3 separate regions of the Homo sapiens genome follow, and all the other regions are linked to region 1. Evidence: chromatin loops called from intact Hi-C (ENCODE). Cell type or tissue: PC-3. All regions are shown on one strand. Links, peaks and the distances in the headings refer to the core of each region. The heading gives the core; the rest is flanking DNA.

The links. Hi-C counts contacts between places; a loop is a spot of excess contacts. Peaks named below come from ENCODE experiments on the same cell type or tissue, not always from the same donor. Only the 100,000 strongest peaks of a DNase experiment are listed, where the experiment ranks them.
Region 2: it touches region 1 in a loop (4-fold over the local background); 3 of 110 quality-filtered maps call a loop at or near these places.
Region 3: a loop joins it to region 1, with 8 times the contacts of the local background. A loop is called at or near these places in 24 of 110 quality-filtered maps.

What each region holds. Positions count from the first base shown.
Region 1 is chr15:57,458,494-57,466,108 of GRCh38, forward strand. CGNL1 (cingulin like 1) reads left to right here. Exons shown (of 19, transcript NM_032866.5): 8 at 3,187-3,399. Among named protein-coding and RNA genes, the nearest start is that of CGNL1, 86 kb to the left of the region's middle. In PC-3, for the core only: a CTCF peak has its summit at 4,018; a DNase peak (open chromatin) is centred at 4,188; H3K4me3 peaks cover 339 bases; H3K27ac peaks cover 847 bases.
Region 2 is chr15:57,374,257-57,381,871 of GRCh38, forward strand. CGNL1 (cingulin like 1) reads left to right here and starts at 2,249. Exons shown (of 19, transcript NM_032866.5): 1 at 2,249-2,311. In PC-3, for the core only: a CTCF peak has its summit at 3,359 (motif pointing right); no DNase peak of the experiment used is centred there; H3K4me3 peaks cover 1,590 bases.
Region 3 is chr15:57,337,787-57,345,401 of GRCh38, forward strand. No RefSeq gene overlaps it. Among named protein-coding and RNA genes, the nearest start is that of LINC01413, 22 kb to the left of the region's middle. In PC-3, for the core only: CTCF peaks have their summits at 3,052 (motif pointing right) and 3,259; a DNase peak (open chromatin) is centred at 3,085.

The sequences.
Region 1 (7,615 bases), core at 1,225-6,224:
GTCTTGACATGCATTGGCGGCAGCACACAAAAGGCAACACAAAACATAGAGATATGCTGGAAAACATAAGTGTGGGGAGAGGAACTGTCTTATCATCCAAACAATTGAGAAACGTGTGAGAGTAAAAGCAGGAAACAGGGGTCAGAATCACAGGGCCTGCACTAAAGATGCTGGCAGGAGGTTCCAGGAAGCCCTGGGGGGTAGCCGGAAGCAACAGTAATTCAGGAGAGACTCTGATCTTCCTTAAGAAGGGGCTGGGCAGCGGCAGCAGGGCGTCCTCTTTGATAAATACGAGGACAGGGTATAATTTCATAAGATCTCTGTGTTTGGTGCTTTGAAAGAGCCAGAGCCGGCCTCGTTACCTGCATGGGTCTCTTGACATTTCTTCTGAGCTTGTCAATGCCTGCTAGTTAGATTCTTGATGGGCAAAATCTTAGTCTGTGCAATGCAGCCCCACCCTGGGATTGTAGCGGTTCCCCTGGTTCAATGGAGGTGCATGTCCTAGAGAAAATGAAAGAGATCTCGTTGTCGGTTATACTTAAATCAATAAAATGTTTCTTCCCTCATCAGAGACACAATTCTGGAATGGAAAGTAGCTTATCATCTCTGAAGCCTTGGGTCCCCCGGTGGCAACCATGCCTCTGATTACCCAGGGGTTCCAAGAAAACAGGTCGTGTTCTTATGCAGAAGCCACAAGTGAAATAACTGATGAGTTCAGAATTCTGACATCTCCAGACACCTGCTGTACTGCACTTGTTTATTTATATCTGAACAGATAAGTGCTCCCAATATTAATCTATGCATCAAAAATATAATAAATCAGATCTGTATCCTTCTTTCAACAAGGATAAGTAGGCGAGTCAAATGCAGATGAGAAAAATGATTAAAATATATAGAATGTAAAATAAAAAGTGTTAAGTACTGTGAGAAGAACAGCTAGAGTGAGATGGGTATTCAAGAGGGATATTCAAGGAAGACCTCTTGGAGGAGGTCTTACCGTATCTGGGTCTTCAAAGATTTTCTGAAAGGCAGGGAGAGATGGGCCTGAGAAGGGAGAAGGGCACTCCGGACTGAAGATGCTGCGTGGATTGCCATAGAGGCTGTAGGTGAGAGCCTGGATGCGGGGAGCAGCTGAGTGGTTATCGTAAACCACCTGCACAGGAGGTGAGGAGGGCTTTACCCAGGGAGGTGACAGAAAGGATTGAAGATGTTGCAGAACTAACTTTTTGGTTATGAGAGACTAGGACGAGAGAAAGTCAAAGTCCTGCCAAGTTTCTGAGCTTGAGTGCTGAGGGGGCAGGTGGTGCTTTTCACAAGAGCAAAGAACAAAGGAAGAAGGAAGGAAGGAGCATGATGAATTCTCTTGAAATTGTAATCTTACTGAATCTGAGGTGCCACAGGACATCCAGATGGGTTCATCTAGCAGGTCTTTGAATGTGTTAGTGCAGGTTTGAACTCAGAGAAGGGTAAGAGGTAAAGGTTTAGGAGTCATTTACATAGAATTAATAGTTGGAAAAACAAAAATGAGCTTGCTAAAAGAGAATAAAGAATGCAAAGTTGCAATCTTGGAGATCATCATAGATTTTGGGAAGAGGGAGTGAAAAGCCAGAAAAGATTATCAAAGAAGAAACAGCCTGAGGGAAGAAAACAGGAGTCTGTGTTATCTTGGCACTACAAGAAAGAAGGGCATCTTAGAGAGACAGGAAGGGAGGATGAAAGAGGGGTAAAGAAAATTGACAACTGGGAAAAGGCCATCGGATATGAGTAAAGGTCACAATGACCTTGCAGGGGACTGTCTTGGTAGAGCAGGGACAAAAATCATATAGCAAGAGATTAAGGAGTGAATGGGCAGTTGTGAAGTAGAGGCAGTGAACAGAAATTATGCTTTCAGACATTTTGGTGGTGAAGTTTGGCAGGTAGCCAAGATTCAAGAGTATGGGTAGGAACAAAATGGCAGAAAGAAAAGACAACTGTATTAGTCCATTCTCACACTGATGTAAAGATACTACCTGAGACTGGGTAATTTATAAACAAAGGAGGTTTAATTGACTCACAGTTCCGCATGGCTGGGGAGGCCTCAGGAAACTTCATGGCAGAAGGGGAAGCAGGCACCTTCTTCACAAGGCAACAGGAGAGAGAGTGAGCAAAGTGGGGAAAGCCCCTTATAAAACCATCATATCTCATGAGAACTCACTATCACAAGAGCAACATGGGGAAAACTATCCACGTGATCCAATCATCTCCCACAGTGTCCCCCCCTTGACAAGTGGGAATTATGGGAATTATAACTCAAGATGAGATTTGGGTGAGGACATAGAGCCAAACCATGTCAATAACTGATGGAGTGAAGACTGGGAGCAGGCTGGCAGGGGACAGTGCGTTCTCTGTGGAGGGACTCTGGGTGGAAGAAGGCCTGGAGTGCAGAGAGGGGTTGAGGTGGAGAGGGAGCCAAGATGCCCACATCTCTCTGGCTGAGGGAAGAGCAAAGGTGTCTGTGAGGGCGAGTCCTGAGCTGGAAAACTGAGAAGGTCTGGGACAAAAATGCTGGAGGGAAAGGAATGCCGAGCCTTTGGCAGGACACACTGGGCTCAGGTAATGTGATTTATAGTGGAGCCTGTTGCCCCAGCTTTGTGACCTTCCTCATTAATACCTGGCAGTTAAGAAGGGGAAAATATGAATATTGTGCTCTGCTCAGATGGGCAAATGAGATAGAAGAAAAACAGGCAAAGTTGTCCTGAGTACGAGGAATGTGGATGAAGGGTTTGACCACACTCAGGGTCCCAGGGGATATGAAGCAAGGTAGGCAAGCTGGCGTGCCCCCGTGAAGCAACAGCACACACAGGGCAAGAGCAAGGGCAACAGATCACTGCACAGAAGTGAAATGAGATGGAAGATACAGACGTGTTCCCCAAAGCAGTGAAATTTACATTAGTTTCCCCTTTCTCCCTCAAATTCAATCAAATCTCCAAGAAGCAGAGGCAGAGGAATCCAAGGGAATGATGGCCTCTGAGAAATGCAGGGGGAGAGGAAGAAATGGTCTAAACAGGTGTGCGGGATGTGGAAGGAGAGAGTGGCAAGGCCAGGTGAGATGGCTGTGCACATGGGGACTGAACTGGAGGGGAGATACAGGGCCTCTCAACAAGATGTTTCATTGTCACCTTCTCCCTTCGTGTTTCCTCTCTCTAGGAGCTCTTACAGGCAAAACAGGATCTTCAAGATCTGCTGATTGCCAAAGAGGAGCAAGAAGACCTCTTGAGAAAGCGAGAGCGTGAACTCACCGCCCTGAAGGGAGCCCTGAAAGAAGAGGTTTCCAGCCATGATCAGGAGATGGACAAGCTGAAGGAGCAATATGATGCTGAGTTGCAGGCCCTGAGGGAGAGTGTGGAAGAAGCAACCAAGGTGAGGGATGGGGCAGGAGAATCTGGCTTGTGAACAGATGAAAGGGTAAGACCCTCTCTCCCACACCACTGCAAATCCCCTTCATTCCTTTTAATTAGAGAGTGAATCTCAATTCATCAGATCATGGACACAGAGCTTATTAACAAAGAATAAGCTCAATGGTCCTGCTATTGACCTTTTAAAGTCTATAAACTGAAACGTTGGTAGGGACATTGGTTAAATCCTGTTGCAGAGGGGGAGATGAAGAAGCTGCATATGAACACTTGAGGTTCTGCAGCCCCTTGCAGAGTGGAGGGATGTACTCTCCCAGGCGTTCCTAACGGTCAGAGGCCGAGGGCATTGTGTGACCAAGTTAATGGGCAGAAGTGCAGACGGGACCCAGATTCCTGGAATCCTTCATCCCCCACCCTAGTCTGTTCCTTTTGATTTTGTGTAGCCTTTTGTTGGACAATTCAGGTTCTTTTCTCAGCACAGTTACAAGAGGGTTAATTGGCTGAATTGCCGAAACCCTTCCAAGATAATTTTTCTCTTAATTGAATTCTTGGCTCCTACAAATAGATTCAAAATTATGCTGAAGTCTTTTGGGGCAGACGTCATACTGGCTGTTGAAGAAGAGAAAAACAGTATTTTGAAGGGGAAAATGGTTTGAAATGTCATGCCATCTTTAGGGAAAGAGGGGAATTACAGATTATAAAATTTTCAGAGACTCTGCAATATATAGGTTAAAAATGATGAAGAAAGAATTCTTGATATTGTTTATTCTGTGATGATTACAGTGACAGCTCAGAGTTAGTAGGCCCTCTCTCCCCTAAGCCCTATGGTGATTCACTGATTTTCAATTATGGCACAGTAATTGCAAATGACAAGAAATGAAAGATGGGTTTGTTTGTTATAACAATAAAAAGTCTGGGAAATAGACTGTTTGGGGTTATTACAACTTGGAGACCGTTTTTAAAAGCCTCTTGTTGATTTCCCTGTCTTATTTTTTTTTAGATTTGACTGAATTTGAGGGAGAAAAGCGAAACCGATTTAATTTTTATTGCTTTGAGGGGACATGCCTGTTATTTGCATCTCATTTCATTTCTGTGCACCAGCCTGGTATCCTTGTGATCTATCTTTATGTGCTATTGCTTCATCAGGTACATGCCAATAGGCTACTGAGTTAAAATTTTTCTCCTTTGGACCCATATCTTTATCACCCTTAAATCTTGCCTCAAAACTTGACTTAATGTGGTGTATTCTGGGTGGCTCCTTTAAGGGCAGTTGAGAATAGTGTTGGGGGATATGTTTGTAGTGATTTAAGTATAAGGAAAATCAAACTTGTGCCTCACATGGGGTGGGGGCTATTTATTGGAAGCTTCCAGGTTCTCTACTGTCAGAGATATGTAAGTGAGGAAAGGATACATGGTAGGTGAAAGGATATCTTTGTTGTATGGAATTGAGATCATCAGTAGAGACTTATGTTACTGCATTTTGTCCTGTTCAAATGTCTGCATTATATATTAACTCATAGTATTTTCATTATGCCATTTCAAGAGCGACAACTACATTGACCCATATCAGTCTGTAAAAACGAAACAGGCGAAGTAGTCAAGACGTGTATCACTGGCAGAGAATGGACAGTTTCCAGGCACCGGGAAGCTAACACAAAGGGGTTCGCCTTAGTACCCACTGGGGTGTGGGCCAGCAAGGGCTGTTTGTTCCAGGTTGTTTTCTATACTGCTGCCAGCAACTTTCCTTACAAAACCAAATCTGATCGTGTCAGCCTTTGCTTAAGTAACTTGCTTGACTCCCCATTGCCCCAGATTTAAGCTGAAAATTGTTAGCATGGTAGGGAAGAAGTCCCTTCTCTGCCTAACCCATCTCCAGAAAACTCTGTGTCTTTCAGACCTCTCACCTCTTCATACGTGTAGAGTGACTTGCTCCTGCTTTGCCATCTGAACAGGCTGTTGTCCTCCTGCAAGAATTCCCCCAAATGTCCTCTCTTTTATGAACATGCCCTAGATACCTATACTCCCTTTGGTGGAGTTAGTTGCACCTTCCTTCACCTTCCTTAGGGTTTCTGCGGAACCCTGGCCATTCTTCTACTGTAGTTTGTATCATACCCTATTATAATTTCTCATCTTGTCTGCTTCCTCCATTAGACTCTGCACTTCTTAGGCATAGGGGGCACTTTTGTCCTTTTTTTTTTTCCTGAGAGGGAGTGACAAACTCTAGTACCTCTGGGGCCAGACAGGGAGCATAAATGAGTAAAGCACTGAGTCTGTTATTGGGATGATAGGAGGGTATGGTGGGGACTGTGACAAGCTGGCTGGAGGGCATGTCCTTTGCTGGAGCGGTCAGTGGCTTCTCTGCTCCAGCTTAGAGTTGCCAGTGAGAGAATGCTGGGCCCATGTTGCTAGATCTTTCATTTTTTTCAAGAAGCCAGATATCTGGATGTTTCTGTGAGATCTCCCAACTTTTAAGCATATCTTCAAATTACAAAATAAATAAAGAAATAAATAAAATAACATAGACCAATACACCCCATATGCAAGTCAAGAGCCTGTGCTCTTAGCCTCTTGAGCTCAGCATGGTGCCTGGGACATAGTCACATCCGTGCGGTGTCTGGCAAGTGAAAGTTAGTTTAGGACAAATTTCCTTTCTGACTGGGTTTTCAGTCCCTGCCATGTAGTTCCTGTTGAATTTTTTCAGTGGTGATGTGGGAGGTCTTTTTGGGAACTCTAGTATTATTCTTTGAATTTCTGTGCCTTGCTTTTGAATTTCTCTGCGGTTTCTTTTCCTTTCCTTTCCTTTCCTTTCCTTTCCTTTCCTTTCCTTTCCTTTCCTTTCCTTTCCTTCTTTCTTTCTTTCTCTTTCCTTCTTTTTTTTTTTTGAGATGGAGTCTTGCTCTGTCACCCTGGTTGGAGTACAATGGCACAGTCTTGGCTCACTGCAGCCTACACCTCCCAGGTTCAAGCAGTTCTCCTGCCTCAGCCTCCCAAGTAGCTGGGATTACAGGCATGTGCCACCACGCCTGGCTAGTTTTTTTGTATTTTTAGTAGAGATGGGCTTTCGTCGTGTTGACCAGGCTGGTCTCGAACACCTGGCCTCAAGTGATCTGCCCACCTCGGCCTCCCAAAGTGCTGGGATTACAGATGTGAGCCACTGTGCGCGGCTTCCTTGCAGTTTCTTAAAGAGGATCCTGATTGTGTTTTTTCACCATATTAGCTTTTGCTTCTGAAGGTGGCTGCTTAACAAATGTGATAGAGTCATATTTTATGGGGGACAAATGTGTCAATTTAGTAGATGGATGCTGTTTTTGGTTATATTATTTATGTCTTGGTATTATAGAATAGAACATTAAGATTATTAAATATTTGGAGGAGAGTGAATTAAATATAATTTTTAAATCTGGTAAATAATGTTTCTTAAATATGTGCTCTTACACTTAGATTTTTCCTGCCCCAGGGGGAGAACCCACCCACCAACCACTATGGCTAAAAACTGACTTTTTTTTTTTTTTTTTTTTTTTTTAAGATGGAGTCTCACTCTGTTGCCCAGGCTGGAGTGAAGTAAAATGATCTCGTCTCATTGCAACCTCCACCTCCTGGGTTCAAGTGATTCTCCTGCCCCAGCTTCCTGAGTAGCTGGGATTACAGGCATGCGCCACCACACCTGACTAATTTTTGTATTTTTAGTAGAGACCGGGTTTCACCATGTTGGCCAAGCTGGTCTCAAACCCCTGACCTCAGGGGATCCGTCAGCTTCAACCTCCCCAAAAAAAAAGGACATTTCTTTAAGAAATTTTATTGCATTAAAAAGTTTATTACTTCAATAGGTCTTATGAAGCAGCCCAACCTTCTGTCATCAGTTTTTCTTATTCTTACCACTGCCCCAGTGTCAAAACCCCCTAAAGTGCTATTTTATCGTTGTAAAATAACCAGCACTTTATCCTAGCTTGAGCACTAAAGGTTTTACGTTACTAGAACATTTGGTGAAAAATGTCAAATTATATTTCGAATGTTGTACAGGTATTCCAAACAGATAACTCTGTAATAGTGTATTTTGTAAACCCATCAGCCATATCTTTTAAAGAACAGTTTGATTGCTCAGTGGATGGAATTCATGAATGCCTATGTTATGTGGGGTTTCCTCACCCAGCAGAATGAATTGCATCTCACTGGCAGAGCGGTGGAGGTTTGGGTTATAATGTGCACTATTTAAGTTCTCTTCT
Region 2 (7,615 bases), core at 1,125-6,124, 84 kb before region 1:
CTTCCCCTTCTCTCTCTCCTTCCTTCCTTCATTAGTTCCTTCCTTCCTTCCTTCCCTCCCTCCCTTCCTTCCTTCTCTCCCTCCCTCCCTCCCTCTCTCCTTTCTCTCTTTCTTTTCTTTTCTTTCTTTTTTTGAGACAATTTCATTCTGTTGCCCAGGCTGGAGTCCACTGGGGCAGTCACAGCTCACTGCAACCTCAACCTCCCAGGATCAGTTGATCCTCCCACCTCAGCCTCCTGAGTAGCTGGAACTACAGGCACATGCTACCATGCCTGGCTAATTTGTGTGTGTGTGTGTGTGTGTGTGTGTGTGTGTGTGTGTGTGTGTGTGTGTGTATGCGCTTTTTTTCTTTTTCTTTTTCTTTTTTTTTTGGTAGAGACAGTTTTCGCCATGTTGCCCAGGCTGGTCTTGAATTCCTGTGCTCAGGTGATCCACTGCCTTGGCCTCCCAAAGTGTTGGGATTACAGGCATAAGCCACTGCACCCAGTTGGAAAATTCTTTCCTGTCCCTCCCTGCTGCAACTCCCCATCTACCCCATGACTCTGCTGGTTCCTAGGCCATGGGTCTCCCCCATCTGGTTCCCAGGGCCATTTAGGTGCCCTCTATTGCATGCAGGTTCCATTCTAGTCATTTTGAGGTGTCCAAGTACTGTTTGGTTGCCTTGAGCCCCCTCACTTTGGCATTTGATGCCTTTTCCACCCTCTGACCCCATCCACCTTTCTAGTATGCCTCATCCCATTTTCTAGCATGTGTGTCCTGCCCCAGGCAGCCTCTGCTCAGGAAAGCTGGTCCACCCTCTGGGCACTGTTCACACACCCCATCACCTTGGCTGTCTTCCCCAACCTAGACCTGCTAACTCTGGAATAGTGCAATACCGCTTCCTCCAAAAAGACTCCCTTGACCATGCTGCCCACTTGGGATAAGTAGCATCTTTTTTTTTTTTTCTTTCTTTCCTGGCAATGAATCACTATTATTAGGTCGGAGCAAAAGTAACTGTGGCTTTTCCCATTGAAAGTAATAGCAAAACTGCAATTACTTTTGCACCAACCTATTACTTTTTCAAGTCCTTTTATATTGTTTTGAATTGTTAAGTTTTCAAGGGTCTATTTCATTCAATATGTCAGCAAACATGTATTAAGTACAGGTTGGGCAGGGCGCAGTGGCTCACATCTGTAATCCCAGCACTTTGGGAGGCCGAGGCGGGTAGATTACTTAAGGTCAGGAGTTCGAGACCAGCCTGACCAACGTGGTGAAACCCCGTCTCTACTAAAAACACAAAAATTAGCCGCGCGTAGTGGTGGCCACCTGTAGTCCCAGCTACTCGGGAGGCTGAGGCACGAGAATCGCTTGAACCCGGGAGGCAGAGGCAATGAGCCGAGATCGCGCTACTGCACTCCAGCCTGGGCAAAACAGCAAGACTCCATCTCCAAAAAAAAAAAAAAAAAAAAAAAGTACAGGTTGTTGTTTTCTCAGGGAATCCTCATAGCTGGTGAAGTATCCAGCTTTTCATTTTACGGATGAGTGAACTGGGGTTTAGAACTGATAACATTTTGCCCAAGTTCTCACAGCTAGCGAGAGGCGTGCCGCAGTTTATCGTGGGGTGGGTCTAAACAAGGACCTAAAAACTGTATTCGAATCCCAGCCCTACTACCGCCAGCTGTGTGACCTTACGAGGCGCCTCACTTTACTGTTTCTCCAACAGAGACAGACATTTCTTGTTACCGCGCAAGTGGGATAACCTCCCCACCAGTGTCTAGACACAGTAGGTGCTCAATAAATAGGTGTGGGTTTGCGGTGGCAGAAGAGCGCTATCCCTTAAGTTTCTGACAGTGAGGGGGAAAAAGGCTAAGCAGGGAAAGGAAGGGAAAGGGGTAAACTGAGCTCGGCGCAGTCGAGAGCGCGAAATAGGGAGGGCTTCCTGCAGGCCAGGAATTTGGAGAGGCCGAGGCTGGGAGAAGAAAAATGCCCGGTGACGGCGGAGGGGAGGTGGAAGGACGAACGGCTCCGGGAAGGGGTGAGGTCTAAGCGCAGCCCCGGGCCCAGCGGAGCCGAGGGCGGGTGGTGCGGGGGTTCCTGGGTAGGTTCGTCCCGACGGGCCGCGGGCGGATTGAAGGGAGGGTTGGGCCCGCCGGCAGCCCCGGCGGGTCCAGGCCCCCGGCCAGCCCCTGCCCCTCCTCCCAGGAGGGCGGGCGGCGACTGCGGGGCGGGGCGCGGGCTCGCTCGGCCTCCCGGCGGCGCCGCGGCCCTTGCACTCCGGCCGGGCTCTGCTGGCTGCGGCGGGAGCTGGACGCGGGAGGAGGCGGCGGCGGCGGTGAGTGAGCTCCGGGCTGGAGCGGGGCGGGGTGTGCGCCGGCAGCCGGGTTTCGGGGTGCTAGGGGCCGCCCAGGGCGGCGGGACCCCCAGGGGTTCGGGCTCAGCCAGGTGCACTGTGCTCAGTCCGCGCGTCCACTCTCGGTGACCCGCGCCGCGCGTGTCCTGGGGCTCGAAGATGCGACCCGGACTCCCGCGCCGCGCCCCGCCGAGGGCAGGCGCAGAACAGATGCGGGCGATCCCTGGGGAACCCGCTTCGGGGCGGGGTGGGAGGGAGGAGGCCCTGCAGAACCTCCCTTTAGTGAAGAGGGACTTTCTGCCTTCGCACCCCTGCCTGGACCCTCCGGCTCTAGTGACAGCTGGGAGAGACTCACACGAAGCAGTTTCTGACCTATCCTGTCGTACACAAGTCCTCGGCGTGCTCGGCCGGACCATCCCCTGGAAAGAAAGGGGCGTGTGACCTTTCTCTCCCCGATCCTCCAGACCACTGCGCCGCCCAGGGAGGTCATCCCCGAGAGAGCCCCCGCCTCACTCGGAGCACACATTCTAGCTCTCCCCGGGACTTTTCCAAGTTGCATCACTGTTTGGCCTCTAGACAGGTACTTGGCTGTCATGTTGGAGTTAGTTACACAGGATTTTTGAAACTTTGTATATTTGCTTTGTGTGTTCTTCACCCTAAGGCCGCTGCCCTCCCGACTCTGCTTATGCCGCTCAAAACGTTGCTCAAAGCTCGCTGGGAATGCTTTTGCGGGCATTGGTTCTCAAACTTGGCCCCACATCTGGAGAGTTTTAAAAAATACTGGTGCCTGTGTCCCACTCCCAGAGATCTGGATTCGGCTTGCCTGGGTTGCAGCCTGGACAATGGAATTTTTAAGACGCCGCAGGTGATTCTAATGTGCAGGCAAGTTTGAAAACCTCTGCTTTGAGAGTTGCTCCCACCAGCCACTCTTCGGACGGCTCAAGATCAGTCCTGATCTAGAACTCATCTCAGGTCCTCATAGCTCTTCCCTAATCCACCTCTCCACCTGAAGAACCTGTTGATTGGTGCTTTCCAACTTTAGACAGTAGATGGTGCCTTTACTGAAGATCCCTTTGTTTCTACCTCTCTGTTTACAGTCAATACTGCCAGGGCACTTTCTGCCAAGGAGGTGGGAGTGTAGGCATTAGAACCGAGCAGTCCTTGTCAGGGTCAAGGTTATAATACAGGGTTGTCCTATTCAGGGAAAACCAAGTGATAATTTGACTTGTCATATTCGGGAATGATTTCAGATTAAAAGGAGAAAAAATACTTTAGGGTTTGGTCAGCTTTTGGAGACCCTCCGGAGACTCCCCCACGTAGATAATGGAGTTGCATAAATGTGGAGAATTTTCCTTCAAAAAGCCAAAGCTAACAACATCCTTAAGGTTTTGTGGTTGATATTTGTGTTAACATAAGTCCATTTTTGTAGATTAAACTTATTCTGGAAGTATGATGAAGCCCTGCAGACAGAACACAGTGTATAACATGGCACATCTGAGATGACACCTGAGACACCTGTCACATGGTCTTAAAAATGATAGAGAAGTAGGACTAAGGAAAATGTAACCATGCTTATATTGGCTAAATTAGGTCATATATTTTATCAAGAAAATGTGTTTTCACTGCCCTTTTTAGTAATGTGATAGTCTCCGGGGATCTTGGTTAATTTACTTTTGTACCCCAAATATGATGTTTGCATTAAAATTTCCACCCTGATGTTGCTACCTGACCACAAATCAGTGGTTTTAAGTTTTTCTTAGGGGGTGGCCCTCTATGTGTTTTTTTTTTTTTTTTTTTTTTTTTTTTTTTTTTTGAGACAGAGTTTTGCTCTTGTCGCCCAGGCTGGAGTGCAATGGTGCAATCTCAGCTTACGGCAGCCTCGGCCTCCCTGGTTCAAATGATTCTCCTGCCTCAGCCTCCCAAGTAGCTGGGATTACAGGCACCCGCTACCATGCTCGGCTACTTTTTTGTATTTTTAGTAGAGACAGGGTTTCGCCATGTTGTCCAGGCTGTTCTCAAACTCCTGACCTCAGGTGATCTGCCCACCTCGGCCTCTCAAAGTGCTGGGATTACAGGCATGAGCCACCGTGCCCCGCCTGTATTTTTATTAACAGTGGGATGACATCCTTCCAAGAATGCCTTGCTGAAGTGAAAGAACATTTACATTCATTTCTAGCTGCTAATGTAAGTCCAAAGAACATTCATTTTGAAAAATACAAAAATGACATAATTTTGCCCACTTGGTTTTCTCGCTTTTCCCCAACTTCCACGACCATGCTCTGCTGCTACTACTGTATTCACTTGCTGGAGGTGTGCACCCTGTGGGAGCCGTCTTCATTGTCTTGGCTTTGGCTTGAAATGGAGGTTACATGCAGCGCATTGTCTTACAGGGTGTCCCCTGACCCGAATCATCACCCTTTGGGGAGCAAGACTATATGGAAAGTGTTTTCCTACTGTTTTTTTTGTGTGTGTGTGTGTGAGTGAGTGAGACCATGCCAACAAAATGAAGCCATATTATTAAATGGTTTGTTAACTTCCAAATCTTGTCTCAATTGGGAAAAGAAAAATGCTTATTCGAGGATGCTGTTGAATTCATGGTGTCTGAAAAGTCACCCCTGAACAGCAATAGTTACACTGTGAATATAATAATACACTCTACCCCCCCAAAAAGAAAAGTTTATGTAAATGTGGGCCTAAGCACATTTATTGCAATTTCTCACTTTGGAGTAGCAGCTCTAATATCCTAAAGTGATTAGAAGAAAGTAAGTGAAGAAAAATATGAAGAAAGGGTTAGTGAGATACTTTTTCATTTAGGGAAAGGGGATACAGCAACTAGAAAAGGCCTTGGGTTTGTGTTAAGAATTTATTGCCCTGGTGGCTTCCTTTTTTTCTTTGTTTAATTTGCTTGTGCTGATGGGTGAGGGAGAGTTAAAGAAATTTAATGGCCTCCTAACTCTCTTTCCCCGTGAAACCCATTTATCTAAGAGATGCCATTGGCCTTTTAAAAATATCCAACTGATTTTATGCTTTTCCTTTCTTTTCATCTTCTGATCTCGGCACTAAAGGGCGGTGGCATGGCTGAGAGGTTGGCATCAGAGCAGGAAAACAAAGTTCAAGGGGAAACCAAAAATTGGGTAATTTTCTCTGAATGACCAAGTGCTTACTTTTTTCAGGCATGTGACATTGCTGTTATCAAGAAACCAGTTATGACATGAAAATCCTGAAAATGGAAAAGGAAAAAAGAAAAAAAAAGGGAATGGGGTGGGGGATGGAAATAGCACCAGGGTTGACTGACCTTTACCGAGGAGGGAAGGCTTAGTGTTTTCAGCCTGGTGTCCCCCGTGTCCCGATTGCAGCCCCCTGTACTTCTCTCCTCATGCACCCTCCTGCATCCCTCAAGCCAATATCCTTGGGGGAGATAGTGCTTCATCTTAAATTCACACTAAGGTGTCTTTTTGTTTTTGTTATTTGAGACTCTGCTCTGTCACCCAGGCTGGAGTGCAGTGATGTGATCTCAGCTCACTGCAACCTCCGCCTCCCGGGTTAAAGCAATCCTCCCTGCCTCAGCCTCCTGAGTAGCTGGAATTACAGGCATGCGCCACCATACCCCGCTTATTTTTGTATTTTTAGTAGAGATGGGGTTTCACCATGTTGGCCAGGCTGGTCTCGAACTCCTGACCTCAGGTGATCCACCTGCCTCGGCCTCCCAAAGTGCTCCGATTACAGGCATGAGCCACTGTGCCCAGCTGTTAGTAGCCCCTGTTACTAGCAAAAGCTATGTATTACCCAGAGTTGTTGGTAAACAGGATAAGGTTCCTGCCTTAAGGGGCCTGAGTCAGGTGGGGATGTAAACCCTGGGTTGCAATAAGTTAGGAACTTTTCTAATCAAGAGGAACACAGTGGCCCGTGGGGTACTGTGGGGCACCTGGCTAGCCTCGCCTGGGTAGATGCCTCCTCAATTCATTGGCACAGGAGGCATAAGACATGCTTTACTTGGGTTTACATTAAAGCTTATTCTATTAGGCCCGTACCCCAAATGACTGATTTTGGAAATGTCCGACTCCAGGAGCGAGAAGGGTGCAGGTATCCATCATGCAAAGGGGAGGTGGGAGGTGGAGGAAGAGAACAGATTCTGGCAGGTGTCTTTTGCTTCTGGAGTCTACTGAACAGGGGTACTTCCTGGGAGTGGGAAGCTCATGGAGAATGTGGCTGGATCCATTTTTGGCACATTAGTAACTGGTAAAGTAAGCTTAGTAGCGGCTACCTCCGCAACAGAGCTGAAAGGAGAATGCAAAGTGCAGTGTGAAAGCCGCAGCTGCAGCACTTTTTGGAGCAAGTGGTTGGGTTTGTATCTATGGCTCCTGCCAATGGGCAGACATTGGTTCCTCATCATACCATGGTTGCTGTAGCTCAGGCTTCCTTGGGCAGGCTGAAAACTGGACTTCACACTGTTTTTCCCTTGGGTAGGTGGTTTCCAAATAGCTGACCCATAGGGCTAATAACCTCATGGTTATAATAGTTACTATTTGTTTATTGACTGCCTTTCAAGTGCCAGGTAGCATGCTCAGCACTTTTCGTTCATTACTGTAAACCCTTTACATTCCTGAGAGGCAGGTGGCAGTGACCTCATTTTACATATGAGGAAACTGAGGCCCAAGGAGGTGCTGAATCCTGCAAAGGTGCATAGTAGTTGACAGTGGCAAAGTTCTCATGCCTGTAATCCCAGCACTTTGGGAGGCCGAGGCAGGTGGATCCCTTGAGCCCAGGAGGTCAATACCAGCCTGGACAACATGCTGAAATACCGCCTCTACAAAAAAATACAGAAATTAGCCTGGTGTGGTGGTGCGTGCCTGTGGTCCCAGCTACTCTGGAGGTCGAGATGGGAGGATGGCTTGAGCCTAGGAGGTTGAGGCTGCGGTGAACCATGATCATGCCACTGCACTCCAGCCTGAGTCACAGAGTGAGACCCTGTCTTAAAAACAAACAACAAAAATAAAATGGCAGAGTTGAAGTTCGAGAGTACTCTGGTCTGTCTGAATACAAAGCTAAGTTCTCTCTACTGTTTCTCGCTCCTCTTAAGCTGAGCTGATTAAGAAATTGTGTTCTCAGTGCCTTGTTTATTTTTTAACATCACAGTCTCCTTAGGTCTGAACTGATTTACTATTTTCCTCTACCTCGTGTAAATAGGAATTTTACTATTTTCCTCTACGTGAGGTAGAGGAAAATAGTAAATCAGTTCAGACCTAAAGAGAAAGTATTCCGCTAAAGGCCACTGCGACCTTGTGA
Region 3 (7,615 bases), core at 953-5,952, 120 kb before region 1:
ATTATGGCTCTGAGAATAAGAGAACAGGTGAGCCAAGCCATGGAGAAAAACTGAAGTCCTCACCTGCCAGGAGAGAAGCCATGGTGGGCACCTGCTGATTGTGGCCTGAGGGGCCGCCCTCCACAGTTCCCGTGAGCCTTGTGTGGTCAGGCGTCCCCTGACCTTTCTAACTGAAACCAGGGGAAAGCTGTTCCCCGGCGGAGCAGCAGGCGTCCCTGTCAGAGCCACCGGCTTTCTCCCTGTGACTCACGGCTGCTTCCTCCTGGTCATCTGGTCCAGGGCAGGCCTAGAGGATGTGTGTTGACTGACCATGTTCCTGCTAAAAATATGGGTCCTGGAGTCAGAATTTCTTGCTGTGAAAAGCACTTCCTGCAGGCAGGGTGCCTCAGGAAGCAGGTCATAACATTGTTTTTCTGAGCCTTTCTCTTCTTGTGTGGGGTCTCTATATTCAGAGTCTATAAACATGAACAAATGTATGTACGGTGGCCAGGAAAGCGGGAAACAGGTGGCGGTGCTCACGGGGCAGCACTGGACTGGGGAATGCTTTCAGCAGCTCCCCCCGTGGGCGTGTCAGTGTGGACTCCCTCCAAGACACTCTGGCGCAAGGGCCATTGATTTTCTTTTTCTTTGTTTCTTTGTTTCTTTTTTCTTTTTTTTTTTTTGTAAGACAGAGTCTCACTCTGTCGCCCAGGCTGGAGTGCAGTGGTGCAATCTCAGCTCACTGCAATCTCTGCCTCCCAGGTTCAGAGATTCTCATGCCTCAGCCACCCAAGTAGTTGGGATTACAGGTGCATGCCACCATGCCCAGCTAATTTTTGTATTTTTAATACAGACAGGGTTTCACCATGTTGGCCAGGCTGGTCTCAAATGCCTGACTTCAAGTGATCCGCCCGCCTCGGCCTCCCGAAGTGCTGGGATTACAGGCGTGAGCCAACACACCTGGCCTTCTTTGGTTTTCTAGCTCCCATCTACTCAGCATGGGCGGAAATCCAATTTGTTGTGCTTCCTGGCTTCTGGGGTCCTGTGGACCTGACAGGGTCTTGCACCATTCAGAGAACTGGCTCTCCGGGCCTCAGGACGCCCTGAGCACTGCTCAGAGGTTCACTCTTCAGTCACTGTGGTCCCCGGGAGCAGTGCTGATGAGTTGAAGCTCAGCCTCTGGGTATTCATGCTCCACCCCCTGAGCAGCCTTGGACACCCTTCCCCCTCACTCCTCACCATTTGCTGAGACCACCACCCCTGCCCCCCTATCTATCCCAGCCTCTTCAACTAAAGCTGCCAATCTCACGCCCTGCTCCTCTGGGACCACCTCTCCCCACACCCCATGGGCCTGAAACATAAGAGTTCTTTACTTGGGGGGTTGGGGGTGGGTGAGAACACTCAGCCCTTCAGAAACACACAGCAGCCTCTTCTCCCCAGAATCAGGAGGGGAAGGGAGAAAGGGGAAGGAAGATGCTTGATATAGTTTGGATATTTGTCCTCGCCCAAATCTCAGGTTGCATTGTGATCCCCAGTGATGGAGGTGGGATCTGGTGGGAGGTGTTGGGATCATGGGAGCCGATCCCTCATGGCTTGGTGCTGTCCTCATCATAGTGAGTGAATTCTTGTGAGACCTGGTCATTGAAGAGTCTGTGGCACCCCCCACCACCAGCTGTCTCTCTTGTTCCTGCTTTTGCCATGTGGCGTGCCTGCTCCCCCTTCACCTTCTGCCATGATCATAAGCTTCCTGAGGCCTCCTCAGAAGATGAGCAGATGTTGGGGCCATGCTTCCTTACAGCCTGGAGAACTGTGAGCCAATTAAACCTCTTTTCTAGCCAGGCACGGTGGCTCATGCCCGTAATCCCAGCACTTTGGGAGGCCAAGGCAGGCGGATCCCCTGAGGTTGGGAGTTTGAGACCAGTCTGACCAACATGGAGAAACTCTGTCTCTACTAAAAATACGAAATTAGCCGGGCATGGTGGCCCATGCCTGTAATCCCAGCTACTCAGGAGGCTGAGGCAGGAGAATTGCTTGAACCTGGGAGGCAGAGGTTGCAGTGAGCCAAGATCTCACCATTGCACTCCAGCCTGGGCAATAAGAGTGAAACTCTGTCTCAAAACAAACCAAAAACAAAAGAACTTCTCTTTTCTTATAAATTACCCAGTCTCAGGTATTCCTTTATAGTAATGCAAGAACAGCCTCTTACGCTTCATTTGTCTCTGGGAATATAGAGTAAAACAGCAGCCAAATAACACTCCAAAACAAAACAAAACAAAACATCCCAGAAGACGAATTGTAGTTTAGTTTTTTTTTTTTTGTTTTACTAAGTAGCTCCCCTTGTTACGTTAGCCTCGTTTTACAGACGAAGAACCCAGGGCTAAGAGGGTTCCTTGGGCTGCCATGTGGCACTGGGTGGGGGTTTATGGAGGTCATGGCCCCATGTCTATGCTCTCAATCTGACCAGCGTAGGCATCAGGGTGGGCACTGCCCTGCACAGAGGCCCAAGGGTGGTCCTGACCATGTTGCCCAGGATGGTCTCAACTCATCTGCTGAGAGATGGCCTCCATCACAACCTTAGCCTCTGCTGGCAAACAGGTGGAAAGGAACCAAAAGACAAGTAAATCCCAGCCATTAAAGGTAGAGCTGGCTGAGCCTCCTTCAGAGAATGCATGATGGTGACACACACCTCCACAACACCCAGGCTTGATTTATGGACGCAGATGTGCATATATCACCTCCTGTAATCCTCACAAGAATCCTATTATTTCCATTCTCCAGATCATAAAATGGGCATGCAGATGTTGAGTAACTTTACCAAATCCTATAACTAGTAAGTTGCCGAAAATGGGATCTGAACCCAAATCCCTTAAGTCCAGTGTTCTTTCCATAATATATCAGTGAATATAGCTGAGATTTCATTTTTTAGACAGATAAAAATCAAGAGAGGTGAGTACCAACGTTTGCACTTTTCATTTGACAATAATAGACAACAAGGAAACCAATTTGAAATTTCAGTCTCTCTTTAGGAACTTAAAGATGAAGAAAAACTAGGAGAGTGGTTATTCTACAAAGTACCATCAGGTGGCACCATTGCACAGCGGCTGCATATCCCCAAGGTTCAACTCAACAGAAGGGCCAGCTCAGTCTGGCCAGCTGCGACCCCACCCTGGCCATGGCATGTCCCCGCCCCACACCTTTACTAATATGATGTCAAGATCTGATGTGTGAATAAGAAACGTAGCATCCCATGTCTCAGTTAGCTGCTGTCCATGTACTAGTCCATCTATTTTTGTCTGGTAACTATTTTAAGTTATCTTGACCTTGTTAAATGTTTTAACAGGATCTGATCTGTCTCTGAAAACATTGCACTCTCTTGTCTGGAGGTGCAGGGACAGGAAGGAAACCTTTAATCAAGGTCCCCCTTGGCCTGAGATGATGGTGGGATAGGTGTGGGGTCTAGATTGAAGGTGGAGGGGTCAGAAGTCATGCAAGGGCAGTGGTGGGTTTGACTGGACGTTTGGGGCCAGGCAGGCAGCTTTGCACAGTGCATCCTTTGCCTCTGTATGGGGTCGGGAGCTTGGAAAGCTTTGGGGGTGGGGGTGGGTGGGTAATGAACACTTCTCACACTGTTTTCTGTTTTGTTTTTGTTTTGTTTTGTTTTGTTTTGAGACAGGGTCTCGCTGTGTCACCCAGCTGGAATGCAGTGGCACAATCCTGGCTCACTGCAACCTCTGCCTCCCGTGTTCAAGTGATCCTCCTGTGTCAGCCTCCTGAGTAGCTGGGACCACAGGCGTGCACCACCATGTCTGGCTAATTTTGTTTTGTTTTGTATTTTTTGTAGAGACGGGGTTTTGCCATGTTGCCCAGGATGGTCTCAAACTCCTGGGCTTAAGCAGTCTGCCCGCCTTGGCCTCCCAAAGTGTTGAGATTACAGGCATGAGCCAGTGTCCCCAGCCCCAGTTAGTTTTATAATGCTGCATGAAATCTAGATTATTTGAAAATACCACATAAAAATAATTGCTATGACATTTAAATATAGTGACAATGAAGTTCATAACAGAATTTGTATTAGAGTATTATTATTGCATAACACAAAAATTTGCCTTCTGTACAATCTCTTACACGGAAACATAAAATGTCAAGAATTTTCTGTAAGGAAACATAAAAGTAGATTAGCTACAAGTAAGACTAATAAACATAGCATACCTTTTATACATTGTAGAAATAGTTATTTTTTATTCAATAATTTGAATGTAAAGGGCTTTGAATTGTTTTTGTTTTGTATGTTACCAATAACTTGAAGCTGTTTCAAGCTGTTAAATCTAAATTCTAGTCTCTGTAGAGATTATACCGGTTCCCACATGTGTCATGGGATGCCTTGTGCCCCTCCAAAATTCATATGTTCAAGTCCCAACCCCCAGTACCTCCGAATGTGACTGTATTTGGTGCTAGGTTCTTTAAAGAAATAATTAACCCTTTTCCTGTTTAGGAAAAAAAAAAGTGCAGCCCACTGCCAGCATTTTTTTTTTTTTTTGAGACAGAGTCTTGCTCTGTTGCCCAGGTTGGGGTTCCATGGCACAATCTTGGCTCACTGCAACCTCTGCCCCTCAAGTTCAAATGATTCTCCTGCCTCAGCTTCCTGAGAAGCTGGGACCACAGGCATGCACCACCACATCTGGCTAATATATATGTATTTTTTGTAGAGACGGGGTTTCGCCATGCTGCCCAGGCTGGTGTCAAACTCCTGACCTCAAGTGATCTGTCCACCTCAGCCTCCCAAAGTGCTGGGATTATAGGCATGAGCCACCGTGCTTGGCCAGAGCTCATTTAATTTTACATAAACCAACCTGACTGATTTTCAATGTGAAAGTAAAATTTAAAAACTGTTCTTGGAGTTATGTGTAAACAGAACTAACATCAAAATCATCTCAATCATCAGAATCGTCTATTTCAGAAAAATAGGATTAATCAAATGAATCTTTGGCCAACAACTCTTTGAGAATGATCACATAGGAATGCTATGTTTTCTCGGATTTGACATTTTCAGCGATCGAGAATTACTATATTTTCTAAATGGAAATGCCACTACTAAAGACAGAACGCTATACCTAGAATGATGTCTTATACGTAGAATGATGTCTTTTGTTTCCAAAGTTGATACACTAAAGCAAAGTGAAAATAATAAAAGGGAGATGTTTTGTGACCAAATTACTTTGGGGTAAACGCTGCAGCCGCAAGAGCTGCTGGTGAGTGTTCTTGGGGCAAACAGGAAAAGAGTTAAGGGAAAAATTTAGGTCCTGTGGATGGGCTCTAATCCAATATGATTGGTGTCCTTATAAGAAGAGGAGATCAGGGCACAACGCACAGACAGCGGGGACCACGTGAAGACACAGGGAGAAGACTGCATCTACAAGCCAAGGAGAGACCAACCCCGGCGGCCCCTGATCTCAGACTTGTGGCCTCCAGCACTGGTGCTCAGCCACCCCGGCTGTTCCCTCATGACGGCAGCCCCAGCAGATGAATACCCTGAGTTGTGCAGGCTGACAGGGAAGAGGCAATGAGGAGAGAGGGAGCTAAGACAGCTTCTTTCAATGATAAATCCCTTTTCCCAGAATAATCTGTACCTGTCTTCTTAAAGTAGCTCTTTGCACCAAAAGGGAGGATAATGAATTTTCAAATTGCAAACAGGTTCATTTGTTTCTACAAAACTGTATGTGGCCTAAAAGTGACAGTCATCCTCCTGAGAGAGTCCCCCGTCTTCTAGACAGGACTGGCCCGTGCTAACCAAAGCTGGGCTCTGGCAGGGACTCCAATTTGGGAAGATAAATGAGCAGGCGTGGCTGGCCCCTGAGCCACAGCTGAGCTCTCATGGAAGCGTCAGAAACAAGTACAGGCAACCCCAGGGACTTGGGCAAGGCCAGCCAGATGGTGAGGTGACCCCCAGGGCCCTGCAGCCACAGTGAAATTGACAAGGACCTGGAGCAGGGACTGAAGACCCCTGTGGGCAGGAACAAATGCTGCAGCTGGGCAGGGGATGGGGCAGGCCTGTAGGAAGCCAGATCCCACCTGGGCTCCCCACTCAGAGATGGATCAGAGGCCAGGCTGACCCGTGACCTCACACGGGAGGCCACACTTGGCCCGTGCTCTAATTTGTATTTATTTTTTATTGTTGTGGCGATGGGGTTTGCTGTGTTTCCCAGGCTAATCTCAGACTCCTGGACTCAAACAATCTGCCCACTTTGGCCTCCCAAAAGTGTTGGGATTACAGGCGTGAGCCGCCGAGCCCAGTCCAGTGCTCTATTTTGAAAACAATAGTTAACTACTAACTGTTTTTAAATAAATAGTTGATGGACTGAATAGCACTTTTTCAAAAATTGGCTTTATGTAGACTAGATTCTAACATGCAAAGAAAATATTTTGGGCGGTGGGGGTGGGGGGACCTCTAGAATTTATAGCTCTAAATGTATTAGGTTCTCAGGCCAGGGAGAAAAATTCACTGTTTTAGAGCAATATTACTTGGCAGGCAATGTTCTACTGGCATCACTGCATACGGGTACCTCAACTTCTCCTACAATAAAACCTTATTAATTTGATATCAAAGAACAAAAAGAAAAATTCTCCAACCCCCGCTGGTCTTTGCATTTACCAGGTCCGGCTTATCTCGGCACTTTCATTAAACAGTAATAAGGTGCCTCGTTGGTTGGGGACTAGCGGTAGCTTTGAAATAGTTGCTATTTTTGGCCAGGCACAGTGGCTTACGCCTGTAATCCCAGCACTCTGGGAGGCCAAGGCGCGCAGATCACCTGAGTTCAGGAGTTTGAGACCAGCTTGGCCAACATGGAGAAACCCTGTCTCTACTGAAAATCCAAAAATTAGCCAGGCATGGTGGCAGGCACCTGTAATCTCAGCTATTCTGGAGGCTGAGGCAGGAGAATCGCTTGAACCCGGGAGGTGGAGGTTGCAGTGAGCCGAGATTGCACCATTGCACTCCAGCCTGGGCGACAAGAGCAAAACTCCGTCTCAAAAAGAAAAAAAAGAAATAGTTGCTACTTTACTTTAAATTAACCAACATTGAAATAATGAGGTTCTAGTGTAATTTGCTATGATTTAATTAACTCCAACTTTGTGTTGGGCCTTAAACCTCTTCACCCCAATCAAGAAATCCTAGGCTGCCTGCTTGCTTCCTGAGACAGTGGGGCCTTTCTGAAAACCCACCTTGTTTTGCTTCTTTGGGCAGCTGTGGTGACCTCACTTTTGCTCAGAGCTCAGCAGTGTATGGGGTAGCCTTTTTTAGAAAACATTATTTTTATTTTTATTTATTTTTTGAGACAGGGTCTCACTCTGTTGCCCAGGCTGGAGTACAGTGGCCCGATCATAGCTCACTACAGCCTTGAACTCCTGGGTACAAGTGATCCTCCTGTCTCAGCCTCCCAAGTAGCTGCGACTACAGGCTTGTGCCACCATGCCCAGTTAATTAAAAAAAAAAAAATTTAGTAGAGACAAAGTCTCACTATGTTGCCCAGACCAGTCTTGAACTCCCAAACTCAAGCAATCCTCCTGCCTCGGGCTTCAAAAGTGCTGAGATTACCACCGAGACCAGTTTATTTTTATTTTTTGAGAAAAGGTCTCGCTCTGT